Linked DNA regions of Homo sapiens: region 2 is linked to region 1. The links are chromatin loops, found by intact Hi-C in ENCODE. Cell type or tissue: PC-3. All regions are shown on one strand. Each heading gives the region's core, and the rest is flanking DNA. Links, peaks and the distances in the headings are about the cores only.

Region 1 (8,339 bases), core at 2,302-4,801:
TACAGGTTCAATACAATTCCAGTCAAATCCCAGCCATTTTTTTCCCCTATTTAAAAGATCATTCTAAAATCTATATGTGAAGGCAAAGGTACTAGAATAGCTAGAAACTCTGAAAATATTTGAAGTAATGTGGAGAACTTTCCAAAGTGAATGTAGTTATCAAGTCACACATCCAAGAAGCTCAGAGTATTCCAAGCAGAATAATAAATTAAAAAATCAATAAATAACCCATACATATTCATGCATATTATATTGAAGTGAAAAAAAAGCAGAGACAAAGAGAAAGTCTTGAATAAGGACACAGGAGGAAAAGATACCTTACCTATAGAGGAACAAGGGAAATCACCAACCTAGGATTTTATATCAGCAAAGTTATTCTTCAAAAGTGAAGAAGAAATAAAGACTTTCTCAGAAAAGCAAAATTATAGAAATAGAGGACAGATTAGGGGTTGCCAGCTGTAAGTGCTGGAGAGGGAAGCAGGTATGTTTATAAAAGGGCAACATGGGCCAGGCGCGGTGGCTCATGCCTGTAATCCCAGCACTTTGAGAGGCTGAGGCAGGTGGGTCATGAGGTCAGGAGTTCGAGACCGGCCTGGCCAATATGGTGAAACCCTGTCTGTACTAAAAATACAAAAGTTAGCTGGACTTGGTGGCACATACCTGTAGTCCCAGCTACTCGAGAGGCTGAGGCAGAATCGCTTGAACCCGAGAGGTGAGGTTGCAGTGAGCCAAGGTCATGCCACTGCACTCCAGTCTGAGCAAGAGAGCAAGATTCCATCTGAAAAAAAAAAAAAAGGGCAACATGAAGTTCCTTCTGTTGATGGAAATGTTCTACACCTTGACAATATCCTGGCTGTGGTTTACATTGTTTTGTAAACTGTTACCACTAGGGAATACTGGGTAAATGGTACCTGGATCTCTCTGTATTATTTCTTACTGCAAGTGAATCGACAATTATCTCAAATATAAAATTTAGTAGAAAAAAAAACTCAGCCTGTTACGAATTGTTTTTATGTATCCTCCTCCTGGGGTTGACACTATTAAGCTGTGAAAGAATGTAAGCAGATGGCACCCCTGCAGCAGTGGGCAGCAGATGTCCATATCTGTGTCAGGCCCATGCTGGCCTCCTGCTCCAGGTGTGACTCATCCTGTCTGGTCCTGGGCAGAGACAAAGTGTGCTGCTTATTCCCACAGTGGCTGGAGGAGCTGCAGACCTTGGCCTGGCTCCCACGTAGCATCCTGGCATCCATCTGCTAGCAAGTAGCTTCAACCCCCTGCTAACAATGCAACATCTCATTCCTGCCACAACAAGACCTATGTAGCACAGTGGTTCTCCTCAGCTTGGATCAGTGACCTGCTCTAGGGGATTGGGGAACTTTTCACATGCCTTTGCCCACGACTTCAAGAGCACATAAAACTGAGGAGACTCTTTCTGGCCCTCTCCTGCCTGGATCCACTGTGTCACCAGTTCTCATCTATACCTGTCAGCTGCCATATCAGGGTGGCATGAGAGAAAGGATCATTTCCCTGAGAATTGCTATTGCCTAGTTCAAACCATGGTTATAAGTTTCACTCTATTTTCCAAAATGCACACACAGAAAGGGTTCCATCATATTCCCATTTCCCAGATTTGACCATGAGAGATACTAGTTCTATAAGGGATGCTTCTGATTTTTTTCTGTCTTCCTTCTAAACCAGCAGTTTTGAACTTAAGAATCAAGACTATGCTAACTTTGTTATTCCAGTTGCATAGCATCTTTCTTTCCCCAGGGCAATGTGCAAGTTATGTCTAACTTCTCTGGGCTGAAGGGAAACAGCCTTAGGTAAATAAGTGAAGAGAAAAAATTTAAAGAGCTTGGCAATGAGAATAAAGTACATAAATGCATACATGGGTGGGGGGAGGTTATGCTCCTACAGTTAAGTATCTCTGTGTTGTACTGTACATATTAGCAATGCTCCCATATGGCTCTGGATGCTGGGCTTCTGTTACTGATGCTGCATACAACTTGTCTTTTAATGATAATGCAGTCCTATTGCATTAAGACTCAAGACTCTCTTTGAAAGTCAAGAGTCTCTTTGAAAATGCTTATTGATGCGAATGCCTTCATTTTTCTTGAAGAAACACATGCAAGAAAAGAAGCATAAGAGGAAAACCTTGAACAAAAACCCTGAGAAAAAATTAATGATTTGTAATCTCTTGTCTTAGTTTTATCCTTACAATAAAGCTTTCCTTTTCCCTTCCTCTGTGCTGTCTTCCAACTTCCTGATACCTTTCACTGCATGCTGAACCTCTGTTTCCATGTGGGCCCTTTGTGGTGCCTCCCCACTATGCACACAAAGGTCCTTTTCAAAAACTCAGGCAATATACTTGTTTGGTACTAACCAGCGGCTTACTAAGTCACCTCACATCCTGGTGCACAGAGCACTATAGATAATTAACATTGTGAATTCTCCGTAAAAATCCAAGCCAACGTACTGTTGGTCAAAGATTTCAAACACAAGAAAATCCTTTGTGTGAACAGGAAACTGATTTGCGTACTTACTGTTAACTAGACAAACAACTTGTAAGTGAATTGCATTTGTGCTCTTGGCAGCCCTGTTTGTATAAAGAGGCTTAGCTAGAAGATTAAAACAAATTCTCTTAAAATATTGCACTGTAAAACCATACACCTGCCCAGAGTTCAAAGACTGTGGTCTGATATGTTGTATAAGCATCAGGAAGCTCTGACATGGGAAACAGTTTATAGTCACATAGCTAGACATCTAAGGCAAATTCCCCTAAGTCCAAGGCAATGTGAAAAGAGAAAGCCAGACTCATCCACTTCCTGAAGAAAGGCCAGGTGGAATGATAGCAAGCCGTACTTAGGAAGCTTCCAAAGTCCTGTGGATGAGGGAAACTGATGACTACTGAAAGGCAGGCAAAACATGAAGCCACTCGGGTATGCAATGACAGAAGACAATTTAGGATTTTGTTAATTCCAGCAATTATTATGATTATGAAAAAAATGCTTCTTCTTAGCCTATATGGTGATTATCCTTTAGTTTCTGTTGAAGATTATGGTCTGAGGGAAATAGTAGGATATAGAAAACATAAGAAGTTTTAGAGAAGCAACAAGGCTGTTCAAGCTTTCACGCAAGCTGAAATTTTCTGGGAAACTACCCACACACCAGATAATATTAATATAACCCAGGTGTGCAGTGGGTGAAGCAGGGAGAGGCCCATTCATCTAGGTGTTAAAAAAATAACTGCTGCTTTTATTACTACCTGTAATTTTCAAATTAATGACCTAATGCTGCACAGGATAAATAGACCACCTCATAGAGGATAGTTGAATTTATTTTTTTAACCCAAAGCAGGAAATGCTCTTGCTGGGCTCTGTCCCTCTCCTGAAGCTGCTCTGGGCACCCTGCCAAGGATTGCTCACCAGGCTCCTATTTTCCTTTTTTGATCTCATCCAATCCGTTTACCTTATGCTCTCACTTTTTTTTTTTCTTATTTCTCTGTATTATATACCTCGTGCATGTTAGGTAATAGAGGCAAACTGCATTTCCTGTCTGCCTGCTTAAAGCAGGGAAAGATTAGCTTGGACAGATGTAAAAAGCACTTGCTAGTTTTGCCTTTAAAGACACAAGGATACATAAAAATCCTTTAAAAGTGAGACTAAACTGCACATCCATAAGCCTCTGGGATGACTGTGTTTCTTTTAGATAAAACAAATGGTTTTGGGGAACTTAAGCTATCCATGTGGATCCTTCCTATGTGGTGTGCAAACAGGTGGGCCACTCATGGGCTCAATGCCAGTGAGTACCCCCACTCCATGGGAATTCATAGAATGCCCAGTGGCAGCCTTCAATCTCTGGTTCCTTGCAGAACAAGGTACCCAATCTCCCGTTAAATTAGGCTCTGTTTCTTTCACTGAAAGAATTATGTCTTTATTATTTACTTTCCAGAGAAACCTGTCTTTACAAAACTCCAAAGTTTAAGCCTCTTAGCATTTTCTCATCAGTTTTAGCAGACATTTCAAACTAACCAGACTCAGAGACACATTCATCATTCCATCTGTCTCTCAAGCTCTCCTTCTCTTCAAATGGCTGTTCTACTTCTGGGTAACTGATTTAATTTTATAAGTCTAGCTACAATCCCCTTAATAAACTTACAGGGATCTAGTTCAGGTAGGTGGAATCATGAAAGCTACATGGAATGCCACCTGTTGGAGTTTGCTTTCATTGTAGAAGAAACTTTGCACCATATGAGCTGCTCTCCAGGAAGCACCCTTTACATCCATCATGTTGCTTACTCTTTCATTTCCTGCTATTTCAGCTGGCAGTGGTGCACCCATGTTCAATTTCTGATTGCACCACTTCCTAGCTGTGTAACATTGAGGAGAGTCCTTTAAGCCTTGGTTTCTGGCTTAGGACCATGCCAAACACAGTATTATCTGGTCTTCCTTTCTGGATTTTCCCTTGGAGCCAGAGGCCATTTCCACTAAACTGAAAAAGACAAAGCATTGCCACGCAACTAACAAAGAATTGATGCCTGTTCCTTGACCCTCCCTTTATAAGATTTCCTATTTCCTGCTGCAGCTGCTGAAATTAGGGATTCACTGACTTCAACAGTTGATATCGACTCATTTTTTATCTTCCTGTGATGCCCACAACACACACACACACACACACACACACACACATATACACACACACACATATATATATATATATAGAAAGAGAGAGAGATTGAGAGAATTACTTAACAAGCAGTGATGAAAACTTAAGACATGTTTGTTGTATGAATGAACCTTACTTAGTGAAAACTTGAAAGGGTAAAACTTTTTAAAAACTAATATGGACATGCCTAGACCCACAAATGTGTTATTTAGCAAAGCACTTTGAAACACCAAAGTAGCACACCACAATTACCAGCTAACTTCACCGAAAAGATTTAGGGTTTTGAACAGGAATGTTCCATAGACCATTCTGTTCAACACTGTTCAATAATGAATCCAGAGAGTCCTGATTTTTCAAGTTGAAGAAAGGCCAACTTGTCTTGTCTGTGACACTTATCAGGTGTTTCCTGAATGTCATGTGCCAAAGTCTATTTTTATGCAGGCCCAGAAGTCTTTTGTTGCTACAGCAAAGAATCTAGACCAAAATCCCAGATACAAAATGATTTAGAAAACACTAAAAGTATAAAAACTGAGAGTAGCTGTCTCATATGGTCATGGTGAAGATTAAATGAGATCATATGTTATATACTCAGCAGAGAGCCTAGTAAGCACTCAGCAAATGTTAATAACCATTGTTATTTTTATCAAAGTGTAAAATAGCATTTTGAAATTTCACAGAGACTGCAACTAAGCTAAAATATGCAACTCTGCTTATAAATATGTACTAATGACAAGTGCTGTCTTTTAATATCCTATGATCATAAAACATCTGTCTTGGTAGGGATCCCTTGAAATAGGTCCTGAGTCAGGGAATTGGGTGCCTATGAATTACTGAGAGAGTCCTCATCAGGAAAAACCTGTAAAGGGGAGACGAAAGTAAGACTAGAGAGGGATAAAAGAGCAAGGATGTGGTCTCAGACAAAACCTAGCCTTGCCTTGATCCATAGGAAGGCTCTGGGGCTTAAATCATACAGCGTTGTTGCCTATTGAGGATCAGCCTTTTATACTCCCACATCCATGAGCCATTTGCTGTGAGCTGCACCTCCTTCCTCCCACATGAAAGATGAGGGCATAATCTCTAGGGCAAGGCAGTCCCCTTCAGCACAGGGTAATTCTTCAAAAGTGGAGAGGTGTGTTTGTTAGCTTGGGCTGCCATAGCAAAATAGCACAGACTGGGTGGCTCTATTTCCTCATGGTTCTGAGAATAGAAGTCTCAGATCAAGGTCCAGCACAGGTGGTTTCTTATGAGGGCCCGATTCCTGGCTTGCAGGTTGCTGCCTTCTTGCTGTATCCTCACATGGCAGAGAGAGAAAGAAAAAAAATTCTCTTTCTCGCAGTATAAAGTCACAGCCTTATTGAGTTAGGACCCGACCTCTATGATCTCATTTAACCTTAATTACCTCCTGAAAACTCTATATCCAGATATGGTAACTTTGGGGATTAGGGATTCACCATACGAACTTTGAGGTGACACAAGTCAGTTCATAGCCAGAGGCATCTGTGACCCTTTGGCAGTCAACACTCATAGCAACTGAGGCATATGTACAAAGGCCAGGTATGATAGATTGTTTGCAAAAAAGATGGCAATTCTTCTTTCTGTATGCATGACCCTTTCAATATGACTTTGCAACTCCCTCACTACTCTTTGTACCTGGACTGGCTTTATGAATTATTTCGACCAATGAAATGCAGAAGTGACATTGTACCACTTCTAATCTTAGAGCTCAAAAGGCTTGCTTCCACTTGCTCTCTTGCAGCTTGGACGCCACCACATGAATAAAGCTGGGTTGTCCTGCTGGATAAGAGGCATCATCCTGGCCAGTAGCAAGCCAGCCAATGACCAAACACATGAATACAACAGCTAGCCTCCAGTCAATCCTCAAGCTGACCACAGACACATGAGTGAGCCCAGCAGAGATTAGCTAAGCCTGGATGGATCAGCAGAACTACCCAGCTGACTGGTAAATTTGGGAGCAATAATAAATGGCAGCTGTGTTAAACTACTAAGCTTGGGGCATGGAAGGGGCCTGTTAAACAGCAATAAATAACTGATACATACACTAAAGTGAACCTGGACAGAAAAATGGAGTTAATACAGGTCACCAAGCATCTTAAAGAAATAATTCATGAAATTCCTATGTTTTTCTCAGGGGAGCTTCTTTAATGAGTAGCTAATTCTATGACTTTTTAAAATAATATAAAAACTTAATCTGTCATCGGCAGACATACTCTTCTCAGTAAATATTGAATCAAATTCCTAGAGTCTAGTTCAATTACTGTCTAGCCTCAAGGATACATATCTAGATTTAAAACCAATCTTGGTCTAAGGACATTGATCTCACCTCAGCTTTCTTTCTATACCGCAGTCCACAGGAGGTATAGAAGCAAAACACGGTACTTAGAAAAAGAATTTTGGGGCTTATGAACTGGCTTTTCCATTTTGTATTTGTATAATTTGGCAAAGAACCTGTCTGAATCAATTTCCTCATGTGCCAAATGAGGATAATATTCTATAACTACAAGAAAATTATCAAGAGGCTCAAATGAAATACCAGTGTAAAAGTCTAGATAAGGTGAGAAATGTTACACAACCATGAGTGAATTTGAGGGGACCTAATCTGTATATCCTTGGAGACTCTGGGATGAAAAGATAACCAGGAGTTCTTGTTGTATAAAGGTTCTGATACTTCCTGAGATAAATGCAAAGTGGATTTTGAGAAACATGCTCAAAGTTTGAGCCTTTGAGATAAACGTGGTCCCCAAGTTCTTACCCTGAAGTAGAAGATATCTGACATGTGCCTCAGCAAGAGACTCTAATCATGAAGCAAAAAACAGCATGTTTGGGGCATAGCTCAGAATACTTCTGACCTGATTTGAGACATCTGTTCTAAATCCTTCAACAGAGGGAACAATAAAAAGGAAAAGTCCTGGTTATATATTGAAGTCCTAAACAAAGAATTGGCTTTCCGGTTCACATTGGCTAACTGAATACAAAAGTTTACTGTGGGGGAAAGAAATCCCATTAAGATGACAGAAAGCCACATATACATACACATAAAAAGTGAATCCGTAATAGAGTGGGAAATTCGAAAGTGATGCCACCGATCAAATTTCTAGAGGATATGGAGTCATTCAGACTAGATTGAAAGTGGAAACTAAGAAAGCTGAGGAAGCCACGATCTCATATAGAAGAAACAGAAGGTCAAACAGAGTGTGTTTTCCCAACTGTGCCCCCAAATAATCCAAAGAGCAGAACCAGTGGGAACTAGGGGAAAGAGCAGGATGAAGACCGTTAGTAAGCTGACTAATTAAAGGATTTCAAAACATTTACATCAGTGTCCACTCATGTCCCTGATGTCATGAAGACAGTGGTTACTTCTTAGAGCTACGACTCCAGATTCAAGCCATGAGAACACTTCTCTAAAGTGAAAGTTGGGGCATAGAGAATTCCAGAGTAGCTGAGGCTGGAGAAGCAGAGCAGTACTACAACCTATGGTTACTGTGAGGGACTGGAGCTCTTGGCATTTGTGATCTCATTCATACTTTCCCTACATAAGCTCCCAGGGCTCCTGTAATCAGAACCTGTTTCTGTGTCACATGAACAGTGAATTTTTTTAAATTTTTGAGACAGAGTCTTGCTCTGTCACCCAGGCTGGAGTGCAATGGCGCGATCTT
Region 2 (8,339 bases), core at 1,883-4,382, 200 kb after region 1:
TGTTCTGCTTATACAGTGGCAAAGTCAAGGGGTGTGTGTTTGTGTGTGTGTGTGTGTGTGTGTGAGAGTGCGTGTATGTAGGGTGGTAGAAGGATACTTGGAGACACTGACCCCACTTGGGACTTGTGGAGTTTTCTAGTTTGTCTCTGAGCTGATCAGCTAAATCAAGCCTTGAGCATAAGACATTTACAAATGAGACAATTTCCCCACTACAAAAGGTAAATTATATTTTTACTTATTTACATTTAGGGTGTGTACTCTTAAGCTTATTTTTAGATTTTTGTTTTATATATTTGTGTATAACACATTTTGTGTATTGCTTGCAAGGATCAAAATAAGAGTTATGAGTTAACAAAGTTCATTTAGTTTCTCCTGTTATTTCATCCTTTAACAGAATTTTAAAGAAAAATGCATTAATATTTTATAGCTCACTTTGATTTTCAGTGATATTCTCAAGTTAGAATTAATAACACAGACATTTGGGAGTAACAAAAACAAAACTAGGGAAACTTTCTGTAGAAAAATAGAAGGTGGTTATTTTACTCTGTATAATCTCTTCATTTTTGATAGCTTCTAACCTCTTTACTTAGAATGGAAACTTTTAATTTATTTGTAAGTCTGTGTTTCTTCTCTTATTCTTTCTACTGGCATCCCTGTGCCTTAGCTATTCCATCACCTCTACCTTTTTGTAATCTTATGTATTAAAAAGACTACATGGAAATAAAATGCTATTATTATACTTCTGACCCTACATTTAGTCACCTGTTTCAAGCCAGTATAACAGGATGAATCATTTGTATAAATGTGAAGTTGCTTACCTTTTAATTAAATATATTATTAATATTTTTATTCAAAGGGTCCTCGAAGACAAGCCATGAAAGAGATGTCCATCGATCAAGCCAAATATCAGCGATGGCTTATTAAGAACAAAATGAAGGCATTTTATGCTCCAGTACATGCAGATGACTTGAGAGAAGGTGCACAGTATTTGATGCAGGTAACTTTGTTAATGCTTTTCAAATGCCTACATTTTAGATTTGTATAAGCTTTTTAAAACTTTTTAATTCTAGATTTCATTCTTCATACTAATAAAAATGGCAAATCTTTTTTTATGTCTTTATTAAAGTAAACTACTTTGGCTCACCTGGCTAGTTCAGTCAGTAAAGCATGAGACACTGAAAGTAAACTACTTGGATTTGTATAATTCAGAATTAAAGGGACAGTAGAAATGTTGTGTTGTTCTGTGTTAATTGTGTAATTGTGGAGCTACTTTGTTAAAGTAGAGGTGGGAGGCTCAGAGTATTGTCTTCTGATCCGTTTCTGTTGTGTGTTTCTTAGAACTTGATAAGCACAGGGTTAAGAATAGCCAAGGCAATCTAGGAAGAAGGGACAAGGTAGGCTTGCTTTATAGGAAAGAAAGCCCTGTCAAAAAACTGTAGTAATTAAGACATTGTGGTGTTGAATATAGCGATAGACAGTTAGACGAATGGCACAAAACAGAGGAAATAGAGCTACCCGTATCAGAAACTTAACATATATGACAAAGGTGCTATTGAAAGCATGGGCCAGAATAAATCATTATTAACATGAAAAAAAATACTAGATCCTTATAAAAACCACACAAAACACATCTCCAGATGGATTAAATACCTAAATTTAAAAGGCAAATTTGTTTTGTTTTTAGAAAAAATTCTAAAACAATTTTATGACCTTTAGCTAGGGAAGAATGAGGCACCAAAAGTTGAGTTCAGTAGTTTTGTAGTTTAAAATTTTGAGATTCTAAAGAAAACATGAAAATAAATAAAGGAAGCATAGACCAAGGGAAGATGGTGATCCTAACATGTAATCAACAAAAGATATGGTCCAGAGTACAGACAGAAATACCATGTCAGTAACAGAAAAAAAGCGAAAGATATGAACAGAGAGGAAAACTAAATGACAGAAATAAAAATTAAAAGCACAATATACTCTTATTCCATATCCATTAGACTGACCCAAAATTAAGTCTGCCAATACAGAGTGTTAGAAATGGCATAGAGCAAGCTGGTCCAACCCGTGGACTACATATGGCCCAGGATGGCTTTGAATGCGGCCTAACACAAATTCGTAAATTTTCTTAAAACATTATGAGCTATTTTTGTGAGTTTTTTTTTTAAGCTGATCAGCTATCATTAGTGTTAGTGTATTCTGTGTGTGGCTCAAGACAATTCTTCTTCCAGTGTGGCCCAGAGAAGCCAAAAGATTGGACACCCCTGACATAGAGCAATTGGAAATCTTTGAACTGCTGTGGTAATGTAGATTGGACAACAACGCTGTCCAAAATAGGAAAGCAACCTGGCAAAATGTCCTGCAAATTTGGTTTGAATATTCTAGGACACTCTCTTCTTAGGTGTGCATCTCACAGGAACTTTTGCACGTGTGAAGAAGGCTATATGAAACTTCAGGCCGGGCACAGTGGCTCACTCCTGTAATCTTAGCACTTTGGGAGACTGTGACAGGTGGATCACCTGAGGTCAGGAGTTCAAGACCAGCCTGGCCAACATGGTGAAACCCTGTCTCTACTAAAAATACAAAAGTTAGTCAGTTGTGGTGGCACGCACCTGTAATCTCAGCTACCTGGGAGGCTGAGGCAGGAGAATCACTTGAACCCCTGAGGCAGAGGTTGCAGTGAGCCAAGATCATGCCACCGCACTCCAGTTTGGGCGATAGAGCGAGACCCCATCTCAAAAAAAAAAAGAAACTTCATGGCAACGTCATTTGTAATAGTGAAAAAGAATCGGAAGTAACAACCATCAATCACAGAAATGAAAATGTAGTACAAATGTATGGTAGAATTCTATACAGTGGTGAAGAGGAGCTATATATATCAACATGGATACACCTCAGAAACAGTGCTTAGGAAAAATAGCAAGTTTTAAAAAGTATATGAACAATATGAAGATTTAAATATTTTAAAAATGTAGTAAATTTTATATGTATGCATTTCTAAGTAATAGAATACATAGTAAAAATGCAAAGAGAACATGAAGATACAGTGGAGGCTTTACTGTGTTTCTCATGTTTCTTAACGGCGCGGTAGATACATGAATGTTTATTATTTATACTTTATTTTTGTATGTGAAATATTGAAATATTTTAGGTAGAATGCTACACTGGGTCATATGGTTATTTCTAGTAGGTAAATCTTGCTTCCTTTATATAATTTATAGGAACATTCTGATAGCCAATTTATACAAACAATAAATTTTAGGAAGGAAATGAATGAAAAATTTTCCTTAGAGCAGTGGTCATTAAACTTCAGCATGCGTCAGAATCATCTAGTAGACTTGTTAAAACACAGATTGTTAGGCCCCACCCCAGAATGAATCAGATCTGGGGTGAGGGCCCAGCGTTTGCACTTCCAACAGAGTTTGAGGTGATGCTGCTGATTCAGTTCAGGGACTATACTTTAAGAATCACTGCTCTAGAAAGTCTCTGTGGTGTAAATGATTCTTCTGTAAATTTGGCAGGAGCTAGAATTCATCCTCCAGATTACTTTCATCCACCTAATATATTCACTGCAGTGGACCATGACAACTCTATCAGTGTGGGGCAAAGTTTTAGGATAAATAGAAGAGTATTGTTTTGAGAAAAATACTTAGGAGACTGACTTTCTAGCAGAGCTGTCTGAGGAACTATATGAAATATTATTACAAATAGGTGCCGGTTGCCTCTGTACAACTAGTAACTGAAATTTTTAGTGTGAATTGCTGCTGAGAGTATTTCTCTTTCCTTTCTACCTTTGGGAAACCTGTTACACAAAGTGTCAAATGTCTTTTAGTTGTTTATTACCTTTGGCAAAAGAATTTTGTACATTAATTTGTTTGTACAGTGACTTTTTGTATAGTTGTAGAGATGCTGTTTTTAGATGTTATTTGTTTTACTGGACTTACCCTCAATTTTTCCCTGTCCCCTCATCTTTCTAGTTACTAATTATAATCTTAAGCATCTATTTATCATTAAACTAGCAATTAAGTATCTAGCTTCCACAACAAAACTGTTTTGTTTTTTTTTTTTTTTTTGGAGACAGAATCTCACTCTGTCTCCCAGGTTGGAGTGCAGTAGCTGTAGCTGACTGCAGCCTTGACCTCCTGGGCTCAAGTGATCCTCCCACCTCAGCCTCCTGAGTAGCTGGGACCATAGGCGTGCGCTACCATGGCTGGCTAGTTTTTGTATTTTTTGTAGAGATGAGGTTTCACCATGTTGCTCAGGCTGGTCTTGAACTCTGAGCTTGAACAATCCTCCTACCTCAGCCTCTCAAAGTGCTGGGATTATCGGCATGAGCATCCATGCCCAGCCTAAGACTTCACTATTTTAAAAAAGAGACAATCTTATCAATAAATAGCTTGCTTAGAGACCTCTTTGAGCAAAGGACATTAGCATTGCTAATTTTCTTGTTTTGTATATTTGTATTTCCTTTTCCCTTTAAATTTTTTGTAAGGCAATAGCCACCTGATTGTCAACTCAATTTTAAACCTTCATATTTAAATAGCAAAACTAAATACGTTTTTTTGGTCAGCAAATTTTGGCTTAAGATGCACAGAAAACATTGTTAAAGATTTGAAGAAATAACACAGTGGGAATGTTTGAAATTCGTGCAATAAGCTTCAGATGACTGCATTTTGCTAAATAGATTTCAATTATGTAATCCATGAAGAACTCATTTCCGATCACTTAGTAAAGAAGTATGTTCCAGAGAAAACATATTTTCAGTAGCTAATTACTCCACTGATAAACATATTGTTATTTGGACACTGAAAACATAACCTTTGACTGAATAGCTACTTTGATTGGAATTTGCAAAGGATTTAGGGATGAGAGTGATAGATGTGAAGTTTCAGTCATTCAAGGGAAAGTTATTGCAGTAACAAAATTGAAAATGTAAGTATACAGAGTACAGCAAGTTGTTATTGTTAACTTTATAAAAATAAAACCTTTTAATTATTATAGGATTGTAACAAATTTCTGTGAGTGACCCTGACAGTATTTTGCACCATTAAGAAGGTACTGGTTATCTTATGGCTTAGTTCTTTAAAAAGCTATCAACCTAAAGATATTCTTGGTTTTCTTTTACCTCCCCCCCCCCCCCCCAGTTAAAAATATGCTGTGTGGTTAAGATAGTTTTAAAAAACTAAAATGAATATTTTTATCTGCCTCTCCAAGTCAAAGGTCCTTTTAGTATTGAATGGGGGGAAAATTTACTTCTTGAAAGAAGTCTGTATATGGATGGAACACTTTGAAAACAGATGTAAACTTTACAGAGTTAGGGATATTTCTTCTGTCCTAATTATCCCGAGTGGCAGGTCAACACTTGATAAATATTTGAATTAATTTTTTTTTCAAAAAATGACATATGTCACAAATAATCCTATGTGTGACCTCACACTATATATAAAAGTTAAATTAGTGACATAAATATGAGAGCAAAACCCGTAAAACTCTTAGAAGAAAACAGCAGTAAGACTTAATAGCATTGGATTTGTTAGTGGATTCTTAGATACGACACCAAAAGCATGAGCAATAAAAGGGATGGATAAAAAATATTCGTTGCTGTTTTATTCACAATAGCCAAAAGATAAAAACAAAAGCGTCTCCCAACAGATGAATGGATAAACAAATGTGTGTGTGTGTGTGTGTGTTTGTGTGTGTGTATGAAATGGAATATTATTCAGCCATAAAAAGGAATGAAGTTCTACAACATGGATTAACCTTGAAGACATTATGTCAAGAATATATACTGTTGTTTCACTCATGCAATATCTAGAATAGGCAGATTCATAGAGACGGAAGTACATATTACCAAGGGTTGGAGGGAGAAGGGGATGGGTGATTATTAAGGGTTATAGAATTTCTGTTTGGGGTGATGAAAAATGTTTAGAAATAGATAGTAGTGTTGCTTATATAACATTGTGAATATAATTAATACTATTGAATTGTACACTTAAAAATGGTTAAAATGACAATTTTTTTTATTTATCTTTTGCTACAATAAAATACTAAAACTTGTGTGTGCACACAATCTTGGAAATAGAATTTTCTAATGTGTTTAAAAATCTTAGATTGAGTGAATTTTGGGGGATACTTTGGCCCTCTGTGTCTGCAGGTTCCACATCTAAAGATTCAACCAACCATGGCTTGAAATTATTTGAAAAAATAATAATACAACAATAAAAATAATACAAATTTTAAAAATACAATATAACTTTATATTGTATTAGCTATTATGAGTAATCTTGAGATGATTTATAGAATAAGGGGGGTTATGTGTTGTTTATATGCAAATACTATGCCATTTTATATAAGGGACTTGAGCATTTGCAGATTTTGGTATCCTGGAAGGGCTGAAGGGAGACCCTGAAACCAATTCCCTATTGTTAAACATACTGAGTTGCAAATCCTGATGAGGTTGCAAGAAAAATTGATGGAATAACTGAGGAAGGAAATTAACTAGCCAGATGTCAGCAAAAACTTTTGCATGATTGGTAGAACAAATTCAGATTTTAGTATTGATGTGATTCAGAACTGCATTCATTTGGACTTTTGTTTATAGTTTTTAATGGCTGTTATCACAATATATAAATGAGAATGCCACTGTATTATAATTTTTAAAAAGATTATATTCTCTTTCTCTTAGTAAAAATATGAAAATTTTGGTAGATCATAAAAGTACAAAAATATGTACATTTAGAATTTTTCAAGTGTTTTATTTTTAAATTATATTTTTGTGTATGTTTAATTTTAAGTAATATCAATGGAATAGTATATGTAATTTATAAGTAAATATGAATATGGAATGCTGAAGAATTTTTGTTAAGAGTGTCTATAGAAGCTGTCAATTTGGAGGACAGTTTTATCACTTCAGAAAACATTTTGTTGAAAATAATATATCTGTAAAGTTATATTGACCCTATATTTTAGGCTGCTGGTCTTGGTCGTATGAAGCCAAACACACTTGTCCTTGGATTTAAGAAAGATTGGTTGCAAGCAGATATGAGGGATGTGGATATGTATATAAACTTATTTCAGTAAGTATCTTTTTAATTCAATAATTTAGTTCATTTAGAAAATGTTAATTTTGAAAGCTTGTCCTAATTTTTGGAGACTGTTTCTCATATAGTCTCTTGTAATGGAAATATAAGAACGAAAAGAATCACACAAAGCATCTGGGTTTTAAATTGATAATCTATTAACAATTTTTTATTGATCTTTATATGTCTCTTTACATACATGCATATATATATATATACACACACACACACATATATGTATGTATATGTATATATGTATACACTCTGGCTTCTCATTTAAGTTTGTAAACTTTTTCCTATCCCTCCAGCTGTTGCTGAGCAGAGTTCCCAAATGTCAGACCCATCACCTCCTAAACTATGTCATTATAATGTGCTGAGGAAGAGTGTTTTATCGCTGTTTAGGCTTGTTCCCCTTCCAAACAAATTTTGCAGTTAATCATTTGGTTCATTCATTAAGTTATTTACATTTCTTTTATTTAAATGTACTTATATGTTTTGTTTTTCTACCACTATGAAGAGTTAAGTTTGAGTTCACTGTAACTTCCGTTTTTTGCGTTGTCTAGTGCAGCAGTCCCCAACCTTTTTGGCACCAGGGACCAGTTTCATGGAAGACAATTTTTCCACAGACATGGGTAGTGGTGGGGTCTGTGGTTTCAGGATGATTCAAGCGCATTACATTTATTGTGGACTTTATTTATATTATTATTACATATTCACCGTAATGTAGACTCAGTGGGAGTCCTGAGCTTGTTTTTCTCCAACTAGGCAGTCCCGTCTGGGGGTGATGGGAGACAATTGACGATCATCAGGCATTAAATTCTCATAAGGAGCGCACAACCTAGATTCCTCACATGCGCAGTTCATAATAAAGTTTGCACTCCTTTGAGCAATTGGTGCCGCTGCTGATCTGATGAGGTGTACTTCAGGTGGTAATGCTCACCTGCCCATGGCTCACCTTCTGCTGTGCAGCCCACCCAGTTCCTAACAAGCCTGGCTCATTACTGGTCCATGACCCAGGTATTGGGGACCCTTGGTATAGTGCGTTCTTTTTTATTCTTTGCTACTTTGTCTTTCTGGTTGTGTTCTGTTTGTGGATTTTGTGGATGTTTAATGTAATCTACCACATACTTTTTGTTTAATAACAATAAAACTTTTTTTTTGTTTTTGCCAGATTTTCTTCTTAATCTTGAAAAGTACTTCTTTTCCTACTATTCTAAGATTTGCCTAACCTATTTATCTTGTTTATACTGAAGATAAGCATTCCCTCTCCAC

The links. A loop is a pair of places that touch in the nucleus more often than their neighbours do. Peaks named below come from ENCODE experiments on the same cell type or tissue, not always from the same donor. Only the 100,000 strongest peaks of a DNase experiment are listed, where the experiment ranks them.
Region 2: it touches region 1 in a loop (3-fold over the local background); 1 of 110 quality-filtered maps calls a loop at or near these places.

What each region holds. Positions count from the first base shown.
Region 1 is chr5:127,956,144-127,964,482 of GRCh38, forward strand. SLC12A2-DT (SLC12A2 divergent transcript) reads right to left here. Exons shown (of 4, transcript NR_152813.1): 3 at 661-778. Among named protein-coding and RNA genes, the nearest start is that of SLC12A2-DT, 120 kb to the right of the region's middle. In PC-3, for the core only: no CTCF peak of the experiment used is centred there; a DNase peak (open chromatin) is centred at 3,418; H3K27ac peaks cover 2,088 bases.
Region 2 is chr5:128,160,804-128,169,142 of GRCh38, forward strand. SLC12A2 (solute carrier family 12 member 2) reads left to right here. Exons shown (of 27, transcript NM_001046.3): 17 at 857-997; 18 at 6,958-7,064. Among named protein-coding and RNA genes, the nearest start is that of SLC12A2, 81 kb to the left of the region's middle. In PC-3, for the core only: no CTCF peak of the experiment used is centred there; a DNase peak (open chromatin) is centred at 3,368; H3K27ac peaks cover 1,574 bases.